2 separate regions of the Mus musculus genome follow, and region 1 is linked to region 2. The links are chromatin loops, found by intact Hi-C in ENCODE. Cell type or tissue: left cerebral cortex. All regions are shown on one strand.

Region 1 (8,000 bases), 78 kb after region 2:
GTTCCAGGATTGAAACATTATATTACACAGTCAAATCATTGAAATTAATGGTCAGGCTCTCTGTAACTGAGTTAGTTTCCCCCGAGACTGATACTCTATTAAGTCTGGAGGCTGTGCAAATATCCCTGCTGTTACCTTGAGGGTGGGGAGAAGGATGCCCGAGGCTTAGTGGCTTAAAAGCCATACCAAAGTAGTCCTGCTTATCTACTGATTGCAATTGTTAAGATTTGTTGGTTTCCCTTACTGTGTGGCCCGTTCTGGCTTCTATCCTGCTACTCCTTTGCCTTCATCTCCCGAGTACAGTGATTATAGACAGGTGCTCTTGACCCCCAGCAGTTCTGTTGATTTAAGTGTGTACCGATAAGTAGCTAGTTGCTTCTACACTTACATTACATTGCATTCATGTGTAGACTCTTGTTTCAGTTTTCTGTATTGTGGTGTAAGTAACCACTGTCTCCAAATTTAGAGATTAGGAAAGACTGAGGTATCTGTAGCTGAAGTTTGAATTGTCTTTCCCAGCCCAGACCTCTTGGTAGCTAGCCAGCCGGGACATTCCAGACTTTTCCTAAATGTTCTCTTCCTTAGGGTAGACTTGGGTGAGTGCTGTAGCCAAAGACATGCTTGTTCATTCTCTCTGCTTCCTGTTGCTTTTATAGAAGTTACTATTTATTCGTTTCTTCATGTGTCTTCTTATTCGATGTCAGCCTACATCCCTGAGAACACACAGAAGGGGGGATGGCTTGTTTTCAGCACTGCAGGCCAGCACTCTCACAGTGTCTGATACCTGCCTGATAACCAGAGATGTTTGAGCATATTCAGTGTTTGATACAGTTTGCATTCTGTATTGTGAGTCTCAGGAGGGAGTTCAAGTACAGCATCCTACTGGCTTGTCTAAAGCAATTGATTAATATCAGAGAATTGATGAACAAACCTCATTTGCTAACAGCCATGTCCTACCAGCATCCTGTGAGCTTCGCACAGTCTGAGATAACCATTGATGAAGCCCAACACAAAATCATAAGTTTACTTAAAACATCATGATGCACTTTTTAAGTTGTAACTTGATTGTCCCGTCTTTGCATGGGAACTGTGAAGGAGACAATAACATGTTAATTAAAGTCTAGAAAGTCTTTAATAGATCCATTTTATAGGGAGCAGCACATATTTGCTACCTAGTGCTATGTAACAAACTACCCTGTAAGTTAGCCCCTTAAAATGACACATATTTAGATTCTCATGGGGTTCTGAAGGTTGTGGGTGTCTTTAGTTTTGGGATCCTGTGAAGTAATGGTTACTTTGCTGTCAACTAGGGTAGTAGAAAATAAAAACCTATAGAGTCGTCTTCCAGCTCTCTCATGTAGCTGTTGGCAGACCTCAGTTCTTCACCACAGGGCCTCTCTGCAGGCTTCTAGAGTGCCCTGGAAATGTGGCAGATGGCTTTCCCCAAAACAAGCTATAAGAGGAAGGAAAGGGCGGAGATGGATGGAAACAGGGTAGGGGGTAGAAAGGGGAGGATAAAAGGAGGAGGGAAAGAGAGGGTGTGCAAGAGAGTCCCAAAGATGGAAGTGATTTTTAATTTACATGTAACTCTTTACTTATAAATCTTTTATAAGCTAAGATTACATCTAAGCTACATACATCATGGATCTCATATTTCATCATCCCCATAGGCCAGCTATGGGACACTATGGAGGAGTCAACAAACAACAAATGGGTACCAGAGCAGAGTTTAGGTGGCTGTATTTGAAAGCTGCCTGTCGTGTATTTTGTTCAGGTACTTCTGAATGTAGCAGTGAGATAATACCCTAGCCATTTTCTGATCTCCCCTTCTATTCTTTCAGCCAGTTGTAAGGAAAGTTGTGTTACTTATATGATTAAAACTAGCAGATATGTTAATATTTTAGAATAGATGTTCTTGGATCTATCTAGCCCAGGTGTACATGTGATCTCATACACATGTGGGTAGAGACTACCAGAAGATGACCTCATTATTCATTAGTCACTAGCCATCTTGATGTTTGATGTATAGTAGCTCATGAGCCTTAATCTGTCCAAATAGGTGAGGCTGGGTGGCCAGCAAGCCCCAGTGACCCACCTGTCCCTACCTCCCCACAGTGTATATTACAAATATATACAGTGCCACATTTAGCTTTTCTTACATGGGCTCTGGGGATTGAACTCTTACTCAGTTGCTGGTAAAACAAGCATTTTGCAAATGAGCTCTTGCCTCAACTGGGCAGCTTGAGATTTGAATTCTATGTCTCTTGATGTCCTTGTGTGCTGGAGACAAGGGAACTTTTGTGTTACTGGTAGTGCATGGCACATTGGGTTGCTGCTAGGGTCTAGTACCTGTGCTTATGGCAAGCTAATAGAAGAATGTTAAACACAGGGTACAAAGGATTGTCAATCATTGTATGATGATCACCCCATAGTCAATCCACATTGAAGAAATGTGAAATTCCTGCAGATAATCAGAAAAAGGCAGAAAACCCCTGAATATACATTCTATTTACCATTACTTGAAACTTCTTTTGAAGTCACATCAAGTGGTTGATACACAGAAAGATGGAAAATTGGCCATTGTGGTTCCATGGCTTGTTTGTGTGAGCTTGTACATTCCATCTCGCATCCACAATCCATCCTCACAGTACTACTACCATGATGTAGTCTTTCTACATTAGTGTGTACCCCTGTGAGCACTTATCTTGCATCCATAGTGTATTATCACATAGTGCCACCACCCTGCAGCCTTTCCATTACGCTCTCTATAGACAACCAGGAAGCGACTTCCAGAGGCAAATGGCTGATGCCTGAATTCCACTGCTGTTTTGATAAGTTCACTTTGAGCAGATTTTTCATGTCTTCCCTATTTATATCTTTTCAAATCCAATCTCCTTCAATCAATTTTAATCCTCTAATGTGTTTGCTATAAGTACTGTACAATTCACTTGTCCTCAATAATAAAATTCATTTTGGTGCGGCCAGACTGTAATTTGTTTGAGAAGGAGTCCTTAGGAAGCCCTTACGTTCTCTTCTGATTTAGAGGGCAACCTTCAGTGTGGGAAGAATTGTGTTGTCATGTGCTTGAAGTATTCTTTCATGACTGACAGTGCTGTTTAAATAATGGACGGCCAAGCCTTGTGCTTAAATGAAATCTGACTACACTAATTCTGTTCTATATTAGGGAACTTCAAGAGTTCTGCAAGGACACGATTTCATTGACAGTGGATTTATTTTTTTCAGTTTGTGCAAATTATCCCCATGGTGCCTCATACCTCCTCCACCGAAACATACATTTATTCCCTAATATTGAATATTTTTATTGCTTTAATTCTCATGGTACTGTGAGCCAACAAGAATTGAACAGAAAGCCTTTCTGCGTACAGGTTAAAATATAAATTCAGTGGAGCAGAGGTAAGAAGGTTCAGTAAATAATGGTCCTTGCCACTAGTGTTGATGACCTGAGCAGAATTGACCCTCACAAGTGTTCTCTGACCTCTACATACATGCTGGAACATGTCCTCCCCAACCACAAGTAAACAAATAAATGTAAGCAAAAAGTACATTAAATAGGGTGTTATTATACAGAGTCCAGATATTTATAACTAGTGTGGGTGGGTAGATATGTAATCTTTGCATACATGAGGGGCAACCAGGGGATCAAGGGCAGCTTTCTCTACCTAGTATGATCCTCTTTCCGACATGCAGACAAATGAATGGATTCATTGAATTGAGTTTTCAAAAAAAAAAAAAAAAGAGAGAGAAGAAAATGGAGGAAGAAACTAAAGCATGATAGACTAAGCTTGTGCTCATATGTGCTTCCTAAGCATAAATTTAGTATGCTGTGTCTGGAGCTGGAGAGACGGCTTATCGGTTCAGAGTGCTTTCTTCTCTTCTGGAGTTCCCAAGTTGCTTCCCAGCATCTTCATTGGTCAGCTCACAACTACTTGCAACTCTAGCTCCAGAGGACCTGACATCCTCTTCTGGTTGGCAAGGGCACCTGCAAGCATATCCATTTGCAAGTATGTGCCCACACACACATAAAGAAAAAATTTTTAAAATATCATCAAGTCTTTATCTATGTATAGTAATATATACATGTCCATAAACCAGTTTTGTGTGTGTTTGATGGGGAAAGTAAACAGTGAGATAACATTTGATTGTTTACCTTATGTCTCTGGCTTTTTAAAATGATGCCTGAAGACAAAGCACTTTTTTATTTAGACTTGGCTGGAAATTATCTGTCATATGTAGATGATTATACAATATTTGCCAGCTTCCTACTCGGGGAAAGTCATAGCAGATGGTGCAATTTATGTGCCATGTGCCATTTGTTTAAGCATGGAAATCACTAATATTTTTCCTCAATTATTATAACTATTTTACTTCTATAGACTGAACTGACTTTGAAATACCATCTTTTGCGGCTAGGTCCGGGAGGGGTCGGGTGGGGAGAAGGAAGTATTGTGCATGGCTTTGACTCCAAGCTGCAGGGCCCTGGATTGTAGAGATGCGCTTCAGTTCATTAATCAGGGACCCAGAGCGCCCTGCTTTCTAAATGGTGTTATTGTGTTCCAAATATAGAGTCCTCCCTGATCACTAAGGAGCAAGCCCTATTCAGATCAGCGCACATTTCAGATTGGCCTTTATAAGACAAAGGTTTAGAATTCACATTTGCGACTTTGAGGGTCCCCAGGGAAGACATCTTGAAGTCAACATCCTTTCAGGCATGTAGCGCGTAATTTGTTTTGATAACTACAAACAAAAGGGGTCTATTCCCCAAAGGCTTCTTTGGAAATTGTCAGAGCCTCTTCCTCTTAATGATATGAGCTGTTCTTCCAAGGGGAACCAAAAACTGGAGAGGAAGGTAGATGCGACTACTGCAAACGCCACATTGGAGAGTGGGGACAACTCTGAGAGCCATGGTTTCCAAGAACCTCAATGAGGTGACCTTGATCTAGCAGGATCAGTACTCACATGGGTTTCTATACTGAGCAATGCTGTAAATGTGTTCCTTCCTTTTATTGAGTCTTTCCCTTCAGATTGTAAGAGAAGGAATGAACAAATTGCTGGAGTGGTTTCTGACTAAGTTTTAATTGTCACACCCCAAAGACACCTGAGAAGGGAGTTTCAGTTGAGGGACTGCCCAAATAAGATTGTCCTGTGAGCATGTCCGGAGGTGCTGTCTTGATTATTAATTGATGTTGGTCTGAGTAGCACCATTCATTTTCTGGTAAGGTAGTCCTGGGATGTATAAGGGATTTAGCTAAGAATAGGCCAGGGTATGAGCCCACAGACTGTTCCTCCATGGTCCCTACCTGGACTTCCCCAGTGTACTGCATCCTGGAAGTGTGAGGCAAGTAGGCCCTTCCATCCCCTACTTGCTTTTGATTGGAGATTGTGTTTCTAGCAATAGAAATCTTACTAGAACACAGGGATTTGGAAAGGGGATATGACAAAGCTTGGGTAGTTATTCTTCTCTGGGAACCCTCATCCTTAACCTACTCAATATGGAGAGTTCCCCTGAGTCTCTTACTGGTAAACTTCCTTATATCAACTGAATAGGGAAAAGTGAATGGTCAGAAAATAGTTGTTACACAAAAAGAAGAGGGCCAGATGGATTGCCAGAGCACTAGAACCACTGAGGGCATACAATTATTCTTCCTGTAATGACTTTATGACAAAAATTGTGTATGGAGCATGGTAGGTGGCCACACTGATGGCAGCTTGTCTCTTCTCACTTCTCACTGTCCACAGTGTTCTATTCATTCTACCACAATCACCATGACCACTCCACATCATTAGGATTTGCATAGATGGGCAGCTCAGTGGCAGCCTTGCATACTGTTTCCAGCAGTCATTCTATGTACAAGAACAAAAAGCTCTATTAAATATGAAGGAAACAACACAGAGTGTGCCCTTCATACTTGGAAAGCTTCCTGGGATACTTGTTAATGTGGGAAGTTCTATCTTATATTTAAATGCCCATTTAATATGTTTATGTGTGTAGATATGTCTGTATGCATGCCTGGGCATATGTGTGTGGTACCCAAACAGGCCAGGCAAGGGCACTGGATCTTCTACAGCTGGAGCTACGAGTAGCTATGCACAAGCTGACACAGGCGCTGAACTCAGGTCCTCAGGTAGAGCTTCAAACATCTTTCACCACTGTCATTGCTTTAGCTCCAAGGTCCATCTGACATCTTAAAATGATGTGGCAGTCACCTTCCACGATGCATTTGTGCTGCCAGTGATAGTGGCCCATGCCTGTGACTGCAGCCCCTTCAGTGTCTGAAGCAGGAGGACAGCAGTTGAAGGCCTAGCCTGAGCTACAGATTAAGTTCAAGGCCAGTCTAGGCAACTCAGTTCTTGCTTAAAAAATAAAAAAAGAGTACAGAAGATATTACTTGTGTGTATGTGTATGTTTGCATGTGTGTATGAGGACTGTATAATTTGCATAGAAATGTACTTTGTATATATGTGGTGTTTAGATTATTTTTGTGTATAAAATGGGTATGTATCATGTATGTGAATACTTGCTTACTTTCATGATGCATTAATTAATCTGCTTCCAGCACTGTAGGAGACACTGAAAAAGCCAGTAGAGCTCTACCAGTCATCCAAGATCTAATTATGAATTTTACACCTCTTCTTTAATGGGTATGTGCTATTTTTAAAATGGCAGTGGTTGGAAGTTTTCTTTTCTTTACTTTGCCTATTTTTCAAAAGTGAGCCTACAAAAAGAAAAGAATGCATTTTGCTGTGGCATCTTCACACACACAAAGTGGCTTTTGGTGTTCCATGAGATCAAACCTGCACACATGACTACAAACTGAAACCTAGCTTCCCTAAGCTTGTCTGTGGTCATTCATGGCATCCCACTTTAGCCTCTGTGGATGTTCATTCAGTCTGATTTATGCCTTTTGTATTCTCTGACCTTCTTCTGCACTGTAAATAATTTCCATGGGTGACCTTGAACTCCAATCTAATGGCAGAATAGGCAAGCCCTATAATCATGCCTGACAGACGGGCAAGCATTTTAGGTGTCTGGTTAAGCCCCTTTGCCCAGAGCTCAGACCTTGAAGATCTCCCTAGCCAATGCTATGCCCATACCCCTTTTGGTCCCTTAGAGAACTTCTACCCATGGTTCCCCCCTCTACCCCAGCAATTCTCCAAACTCTGGAGAGTCCTGCGACCTCAGATGTCTTCCATCACCTATCTGTGCATGGAACTGGGAGAATTTACTCCCTACTTTGGGAGAGTGGGAGCCAGGGAGGGCTCTCTTCTGTATCCAAGCATGTCTTTTTGTCAATTTTGAGGAGTTCCTTTAAGGATATTCTGCTACCCTGGCTTGTCTTCTACTCATTGTGGTCACTGGGAAAAGCATTGGCATTTCTCTCAGTCACCAATAGTCCAGATCCCTGCCATTCCTCTACCTCTGATCCATCTCAGCTTTCTAGAGACACACTGCTGAGGGGGATGTCTGAGAGAACATCTCTGTCATCTGATCTTTGAGACACCAGGATGAGAAGTCTTAGAAAGGGTCACTTGGTGCAGAAGACTTCAGGTTTAGGGCTCTGTGCTGAGCAAGTAGGGTGTCTGAGGCAGCGCAGCCTGCTGCAGGTGCCCTCAGAGCTCTGTGAGGAGGCAGTGACACCCACTGGCATCTCAGAGACACACCAGCAACCATCTTTTCTTCTTGCCTTTTTTTTTTTTTGGCATGGATGTAATGGGTGCATTTGGGGACACTGTAGCATATACTTCCTTCTTCATCTGGCGAATGCACCAGATTGCTCTGCTAGGCTTAGTTCTAAAAGACACCTTCCTTGTCTGTTAACAGCATGATTTTTTTGACTCTGCAACACTTCTCTCCTTGAGAAAATTCTGCTTCTTTGGCAGGTATACTCAAGCTGGTGGACACTTGGGCTATAGCCTAGAATAGATGTGACCTTCTATTTCCCATGGCTTCCTGGTTCATGTTATCTGTAGGATCATAGGCA
Region 2 (8,000 bases):
GCAGGGCAGCATTCTTCAGTCCTTTTAGTCCTCTACATAGCAACGTATGAAGAAATGATGTATTTGTGCAGTGTTTTTATTGCTGTATAGTATTCCAGGTTAGGATATGCTAATTTTTTTTAAAAAAATTCAATGGGTATCTACGAGGAGTGTTATGAACGTTAGAAAATTACACTGAAGAATATGCCTTTTGGGTATGTTTTTAGGACACATGTTAAGAGTGATTCTGTTTGCTGCTTGCTGGGTGTGCATGCTTTCCCAATGGTGATCCTGTGCCTGTGGGTGCATTGGGGTGGCTCTTCTCTCATTCTTGCAGGGAGACATGTTCCCTTGCAGGCCAGGAGGGAAAAACCAGCCCGGTCCCGGCATCATCTTGTCCTGTAGCTCCAGATGCTTGAGGAGACCCTATTTCCCTGTGGATGAATTCGGACAGAGTTTTAACTCTTAGCTGTACCATATCCACATGAGTATAGCAATTTATATCAATAACCAGGTCTGGCAACATCTGCCAAGGTTGTCACACGCAGTGATTAAATGGCCATATGTGCCCGAGAACACAGGGACAATGAGGCTGTAATTAGGACTCACTGTCTCCCCACCGGCCACCCGTTCCACGTTTCACTTCGAATAACCTTGCTTTTGTGAACTGATTTGTGAACCAAATGATCCCAAGGAGAATGAAGTTTGTGCTGTGATGATAATGCTTTATAGCCATGGATCTCAGTAATTGCACAGGGCACCAGCAAGCTGCAGTCTAAACACCTCTCCTTCCCCCCCCTAATTCTGTTGAGACAGGCATCCAGGGTCTGATACAGGTTAGGAAGTTAACTTTGGGTCTGCAGATGGGCCACAGTTAGGTGGTAAGGTGCTTGCCTAGTGTATGAAGCAGATTTGGAGTCTCAGAACCACACAGGCCTAGCATGCTCATAATCCTAGCAATGATTAGCTGTGGGCTTAAGGACCACAAATTCAGTGTCATCCTCAGCCATAGCACGAGTTCCAGGCCAGCCTAGGAAACAGAAAAGCATGTGAAAGGAACTGGGGAGTGGAATCCACTGTGTCCCAGGTTATCCTTGGGTATCCATTTTCACTCGATTTCTTCTTTTTTCCCCCCTCCTTTAAATGTCACTGTTCCCAGGAAAGACATATTAAACTAAGATTAACATGATTAACTCCACAAACGAACTGAAAGCATTATCTTAAAGCGGTATCAAAACACACTTCAAATGGAAGGAGAAAATCATTGACTTCCTGAGGTGAGAGAGACGGGTGATGGTTATGTAAGACCTTGGCACATTCTGGAAAAACCCTCGAAAATGGCCTTGGTGCGGAGCTGCAATAAATGTGAAAATAAATACTAGAGAGATTTATCAAGTTTTAAATTTGCTTACCAGTATAGAAAACTGCCATTTTCTGTGTGTTGGGTCTTCCAGTTTTAAATAAGATAGTATGGCAAGGCAGTAAAAACTTTACTCTTCACCAAAGGTAGGACAGAATATATATGTGTACACACACACACACACACTCACTCACTCATTTTTACAGGTAAATTGTATGCGTAGAATGATTACATCCAACTCATATACACTTGAAAAAGCAAGGGCATTCTCATGAATGTATACTGCAGTTCCCACTATTAGAAAGAGAGAAAATAAGAACATTAATTGCTTTACATTCAAAAGCCCTGCTTCCATGAATGAAGGTTTAGACCCTACACAGGATCTTTGTTTGGTTGTGGCAGTTAGACCATGTGCCATTAACACGTAACTGATACCTGATTCTCTCTCTCTCTCTCTCTCTCTCTCTCTCACACACACACACACACACACACACACACACACACACACGAGAGAGAGAGAGAGAGAGAGAGAGAGAGAGAGAGAAAGAGAGAGAGAGAGAGAGAGGGAGGGAGGGAGGGAGAGAGAGAGAGAGAGAGAGAGAGAGAGAGAGAGAGAGAGAGAGAAAGAGAAAGAGAGAGAGACACACAGAGACAGAGACAGAGATAGACAGTGACAGAGATGGAGACACAGACACGGAGACAGGGGTAGGGATCTGTGAGGGCTTTGGGGAAGGGAAAAGGACATTTGCTTGGATGCTAATCCATTTCAAAGCCAATCTTTGAACTTCCACCAAAAGTATCTAGCCCTTCAAAGCAAGAGCAAAGTTCAGCGCTTTCTCATTTAGCACAAGAGCTGGGAGATTTGAGATGCCAAGGAGTCAACCCCCTAAATGGAGTACAGCTACCTCGTGGGGGATATGAAGAGGTAGGGAGGGGGGTCTCCCAGCCTCCCGGAATTCCTCCATGAAGTCGCAGATTGGAAATCATAAATACTGGCTATGGACATTTTGAATAATGCAGGGAGTAGCGTAAGTAATTGCCAGCGCTGATATCCTGCCTTGGACATCTCATTGCTCCTGAGTTAAAATTGGTTGTCAAGTGAGGACTCTGGGGACTGTGCAAGGTGCCCTATTCTGTCATGTGGTACATATTTAATGCTTGAAAGAACAAGGGAAGAGACACGTGCTGGGGGGGGGGTGGTGGTGAGATTATGCCATCAGTTTGCTCACTTTCCAAGTGCTTGGCAAAGGGGGTGGCTTGCAGTTCTTCCCTCAGTTGCTAGACTTGGTAAAAATTAAAATAAAAACCAGGCGTCCAGTTCATCTGTCCGTCATGTCGCTGTCAGCGCCGCATGGCAGTAGGCTTGTCTTTGTGTGTTCCTGGAGCTTTGATTACCTCCCTGCACCGCGCGCTCGCTCTTGTGCCTGCTGGATCTCTGGCCCTCTCGCTTGTTCAAGGCCTTGAACACCTGCTGGTGGCTGGAGCAAAACAGCCCAGGCAGGCGAAGGCGCGGCCAGCCCAGCAGAGAGAGCTAGAATCATTGGCATTGCTAGCACGTGGGTACCATTCTCTGCTGCTGCTGCTGCCCCGGCACTTCTCCCGCCTTGCGTTTCTCCCAATGCGATGTAGCAAGAGAGGGAGCAGGAGGCGCTTTTGCAGCGGGCGATGAAATCCTGGCAGCTAATTGCAGTCGTGGGAGATGCCCTTCAGGTAAGGCGAGCGAGGGAGGCACGGAGACACTGTGGGAGGGGGAGCAAGAGACTGGATGGGAGGGAGGGGAGGCAACTCTGGCACCAGCATCCGAGCATCCCGAAGCCCGCTGGACGGATGCTTGGGAGGAGGGCGCGCAGGGACGGGGGCGGGCGGCAGGGGGAGGAGTGTGCGAATTGACATTCGGGGCTGCCTGTGGCAGGCGAGCCGCCGCCAGCCGCTGTCCAACGTTAGCTCAGAGAAGGTGGCGGGCGGGCGTGTGCACCTCTGGGGCCGCGGATCAGAATCCGGACCTGGCGGTGGATGGAGCTCAGGGAGTCTTGAGAGGCAATGGCAGGACGCAAATGTGTTTGCAGCGAGTGAATTACACAGGGTAGGTAAGTTCAGCTCCGGAGTCCTGTGGGATACAATCTGGGATTCGCCCTGGGCTCCCCGAGGGTCCCCGAGGGTCCCTCAATACCCAGGGAGCTTAGACGGGCTGGGGGACCAGAGGGTGGATGGATTCACTTTTACCAAGTGGAAGTTCGCGGGGAACTTCCCTGGAAATAGCCATTGGCTCTGTTGAACTTTATTCCCAGAGATGAATAAGCGTTTATTAAGGACTGGTGTTACAAGACCCGCAGGCTAGGGCTGGATTTTGCAAAGAAGATGGGGCGGGGGTTGTGAATGGGCAGATGGGCCGCGCGTTTGGAAAGTTGGCACGCGCCTGTGCGTGCATGTGCAGAAGCATTGCATGTCGCCAGAGACAGGTCGACCCTGCCCATCATGCTGGCATCCTGCTCTTAGACCATTCCCGATTTCTAGATGCCAGTGAAAGAGGCATTCCACGAACAATATTGAACGCATGCTTTCTATTGAAAAAAGGAAAAATAAGCCCAGAGCTGTGCTATCTCACGGAAGAGCAGTCTTTCCTGGGAGAGCCAATGAGGGAACATGTACACACAGTGTTGTACACGTCGCTTCTTAGAACAGAAACAGTACCTGTGAAGAGTCTATCTAGCCCATCCCTCCAGCCATTACTTCCAGATGATAGGCGAAACTGAGGGTTCTGAATATTTCTTTTGACAAGAGAGCTGTGTTTTCCTGTCTTCCACTTTCGGGGGATTTGATAGGGATTCTGAACCCAAAGTTTTGTGGCAGCACCCCATTAGTAAAATGATTATATCATCAGAAGAGGTTGACTTCCGGCATCAGGCGATAGCTCAGAATTTACTCAGGGTTTACATTTTAGCCTTTCAGGTATGAGTGTAGTGTGTTTTGAGGAAGTAAGACAAATTATTGTGTGGTTATCCTATATAGCTACATAGCAAATGGTCTGCCTCATAGGCTTCCAAGCCTTTCTGAAATTCCCATAGTTTTAACCCACACAGGCTCCAAGGGTGAGAGTATCCGTGGAGGGTAGTGAGTTATGTTGGGGATAGGCAGTGTTTAAGTTTGTAGAGGGTTGTGTTCAGGTCGGTCATCTATATCGGCCACAGCTGCTCACCACCGAGCGGGCGGTGGAGAGATCCCAGCGCTTGCAAGTTCCTGTAAGAAGCCGATTCTGCTGTTCTCCTTCACTCACTCCATCCCTGTGACCTCACCTGGAATAAGCCAAAGATTTGGAAGAAGAAATTGCTCCAGTCCAGGCCTGGAAGACAGGAGGGACTCCCCCTCCTCGGCTTCCTTTCTCTCTGCCCTCACTTGTGCATCCATTTCGTTCTTTGCATTTCTCTGCCCTTATTTACTTCCTTTCTCTGAGCAGCCTTTCAGGTTGCTTCTGCTATACGTCGCCTAACAAATGTTTAGCACCCAAAGGAGACTCGGAACCTGATTTGCTTTTGCCCCGGAACACTTTGCTCATATGCAAGACATTTAGCATCAGATACCCCCACCCCCTGTATCCTGGCCCTACAGAAAGTGAATGTGCAGACTTTACTCTTCATTTCTTCTCATCCTGACTTTGGGAAAAGGCCCTGGCCCCACAGAGAGACTGTGGGGTGATGGCCGGGTGACTGGCAAGATTTTTTTTTTTTTTACCATGTAGAACTTTACTGAGATAAGTGTAGTTTTGCAGCTGTAACTCTGTATTCAAACTTTTATTTTCTCTGTTCCCTGTCTGCATTTTACTGCAGGGCCATTTTAATCTGTCGTCCCTTGGACCTGATAGATGTAACTGTCATCACTGACATAGGGCAGGTTTAACTGTAACAACAATGGAGCATGACAAAAGTCAAATGTGTTTCGTTCACTCTTCCAGAGGGCTAACTGACTATTACCCACCACAGCTTGATCTCTAGAGCCTTGCCTTTCTCTCCAGGAAGAGCAGGATGCAAAAGTTAAAGGGGATGTGAGGAAAAAGGTATGTTTGAACAGTTGCCTACATCTCAGTGATGATCACGGTATCGTCACATTTTATAACAAATGGGATATTTGACATTCATCACTATCAGAAATCCTCCACCCATTTATTGACTTTGGTTGAGAGAAGAAAATACGATTGAAAAAAATCCTTTTTCATCTAAGTACACACTAATATAGCCTACGAAAGAGTTCATGTCGTTAAGCTGCATTGATTCAGAGCGGTTTCATTAAGAAGCCAAAAGTGCTCTGCAAAGTTAAAACAAACAAACAAACAAACAAACAAAACTGTGTGATCTAACAAACGTTTGTTATTGGGAGGTTGAGATATGCCGTTGCATAAGGGAGCTTGGCACCAAGTCTCACAACCTGAGTTCAATTCCTAGGACCCATGTGTGTTGAAGGAGAAAACAGACTTCTGAAAGCTGTCCTCCGATCTCCACATGTGTACTCTGTCTCCCCTGCCACCCTCCCCCTCTCTCTCATACACACTACTACTACTAATGGTAAAATAAGAATGTAGTAAAAGTCTATTGTTAACATTGACTTCATTTTTAGATCTTGCATTTTGAATTTTACATGTTTAATACTGAAGTTATCACAAAAGGCGTTTGAGGGGACGCTTTGAAAGCAAAAGAACATGAGTTTAGGTTTGTATGGATGCGGGGAGGATTTGTGAGTGGATGGTGGAGGAGAAAGACTATGATCAGAGTATATCTTATGGGAAATATGAAAATACAGTTTCTAAAAAGAGATAATTACTATGGAATTAAATATCCCCTTTAAGAACTTAATTTCCCACCTTGTTCTGATTTTCTAATAAATACAAAAGTGAATACAAAAGAGAAGGTATGAACCCTTCAAAGTGGTTAGTTAGTTGTTTTGTGTATTAGACTTGATTTTGTTGCTTAGTAGAAACTTGGGAGTGTGGGGACTCTCAGGTTTTGCATGTGTTCATGGGTGTCTGGGTTTGTCCTATTTTTTTCTCATTGTTGTGCTTGGCAGGACATTCTTGTGTATTGTGAAACATAGTAAACAGTAGAGAACATGACAAAGGAGAGTGCAATTAAATTAAGTCACACAAAACCAACTGGAATGCTAGTCCTTGGAGACAGGGATTCACGTCTCATCCCTCAGCTTCCACAGCAGCAAAGCAAAGAACTCTGAAAGTCAGCACTCGGGTTGGAAACTCTTGCAAATTAAATTATTCAATAACTCTGATGTCTCCAACAATTTCAGGGGCTAATTTTTTTAATTGGTCTGAGGTTGATGCGAGAAGTTGTGGGGTTATCTGTTGCTTGTGTGCCCGGAAGGCCCAAACAGCTAACGTCAGCGGTAACAACTTGCTTTTGATTCAGTAGAACTAGGTTATGAATTCAAGCAATTAAACATGACAAAAAGCCCAATTTCACTGCCTAGATTAGTATGCTTCCAATTTTTCCTGCTCCATAAAAATTTCAAAGTGTTCTTTCTGGTTAGGTGCTTGCATAACCAGTAGGTGATGAAGGCCTCCCGTTCCTCCCTTGCTTGTGATGTCCAAATGCTTTGATGTCACAGATGTGAACCGGGTCCACTGGACGTTAGAGACAATCAAGTAGTTGCTATGAAATAATCCTGGGTGAAGTTTGAAGCTGGATTGGGGAACTAATCGTAATTAGTTTACTGGCATTTATCAGCTGTGAGCCTCTGGCCAGATCTAATGGAGGCCAGAGGAGACTCTTCAAACAGAGATAGAAATATAAAAGCATACCCAATGTTTCCAAAGATGTGATGAGATTGATAGGTAGATGAGGTGATGAATAGATAGACAGATATATGGATTATCTATTTATGTATATGTAGTACATATACATTCGTTTTTACATATGAATATGTCTTAGGCAATGTTAAGTCTGGTTATTTTCTTGATTTTGCTCACCTTCCTGTTTCTACAGAATTGAAGTCTAGCATTTCGGGTTCATGTTTGTCTTGTTTACCAAAGCTTATTTTTCTTTAAAATGGGCATGCTTCTGGAGCAATGCTTAGTCCAATCTGACCCCACTGGATTGCCTGCAGTTTTTCACCAATGAGCTTAATTTTCCAGCCTGCTCTATGCCATCACACAAATATTGTGCATACCCACACATCCTGAGGAGGCCCCTCCAGCACCATCTGCCTCATGCTGCCAACTCACTCCAGTACTACCAAAGTCAAGCAGCCCTTTCTGCTGCTGCTGGTTGTGCAGAAAGGACACGGTGCCTTACGGATGGTGTATGAGGCTCTGCAGCCCTCCCTTCGCTCCTCTCAACCGTTCTGCATCATTTGCTGTTGATGCCTGTACTTGTTCTCAGATTGAAATCTCTGCTTGTCAGAAAATCGTGCTGCTGTGGTACAGGGTATCCCCATAGCTGTTATAGTTGTTGGGATGCATAGATAGAGGTCTTGTGTTTGTGTTAGAACATGAGAACAGAAAGGGTACTTATCCGGGCACAGTGACCATCAGAATAGTTCAGTGGCTCACATAGTACACTCTGCCTTGTACTTACTTCCTCTGGGCATTGGTCAGTGGATTAAGGACATAAGGCTATTTTCCTATGGTCCTCAGGGTGATTGTGCCCCATGGATATTGCTC

The links. A loop is a pair of places that touch in the nucleus more often than their neighbours do. Peaks named below come from ENCODE experiments on the same cell type or tissue, not always from the same donor. Only the 100,000 strongest peaks of a DNase experiment are listed, where the experiment ranks them.
Region 1: a loop joins it to region 2, with 2.6 times the contacts of the local background. A loop is called at or near these places in 3 of 42 quality-filtered maps.

What each region holds. Positions count from the first base shown.
Region 1 is chr16:6,423,535-6,431,534 of GRCm38, forward strand. It overlaps a transcript of Rbfox1 not described here. Among named protein-coding and RNA genes, the nearest start is that of Gm36824, 320 kb to the left of the region's middle. In left cerebral cortex, CTCF peaks have their summits at 4,002 and 7,656; DNase peaks (open chromatin) are centred at 1,424, 3,993, 4,244, 6,807 and 1 more place; H3K27ac peaks cover 634 bases.
Region 2 is chr16:6,345,806-6,353,805 of GRCm38, forward strand. It overlaps a transcript of Rbfox1 not described here. Among named protein-coding and RNA genes, the nearest start is that of Gm36824, 240 kb to the left of the region's middle. In left cerebral cortex, a CTCF peak has its summit at 2,839; DNase peaks (open chromatin) are centred at 3,001, 3,219, 3,804, 4,439 and 3 more places; H3K4me3 peaks cover 4,273 bases; H3K27ac peaks cover 3,292 bases.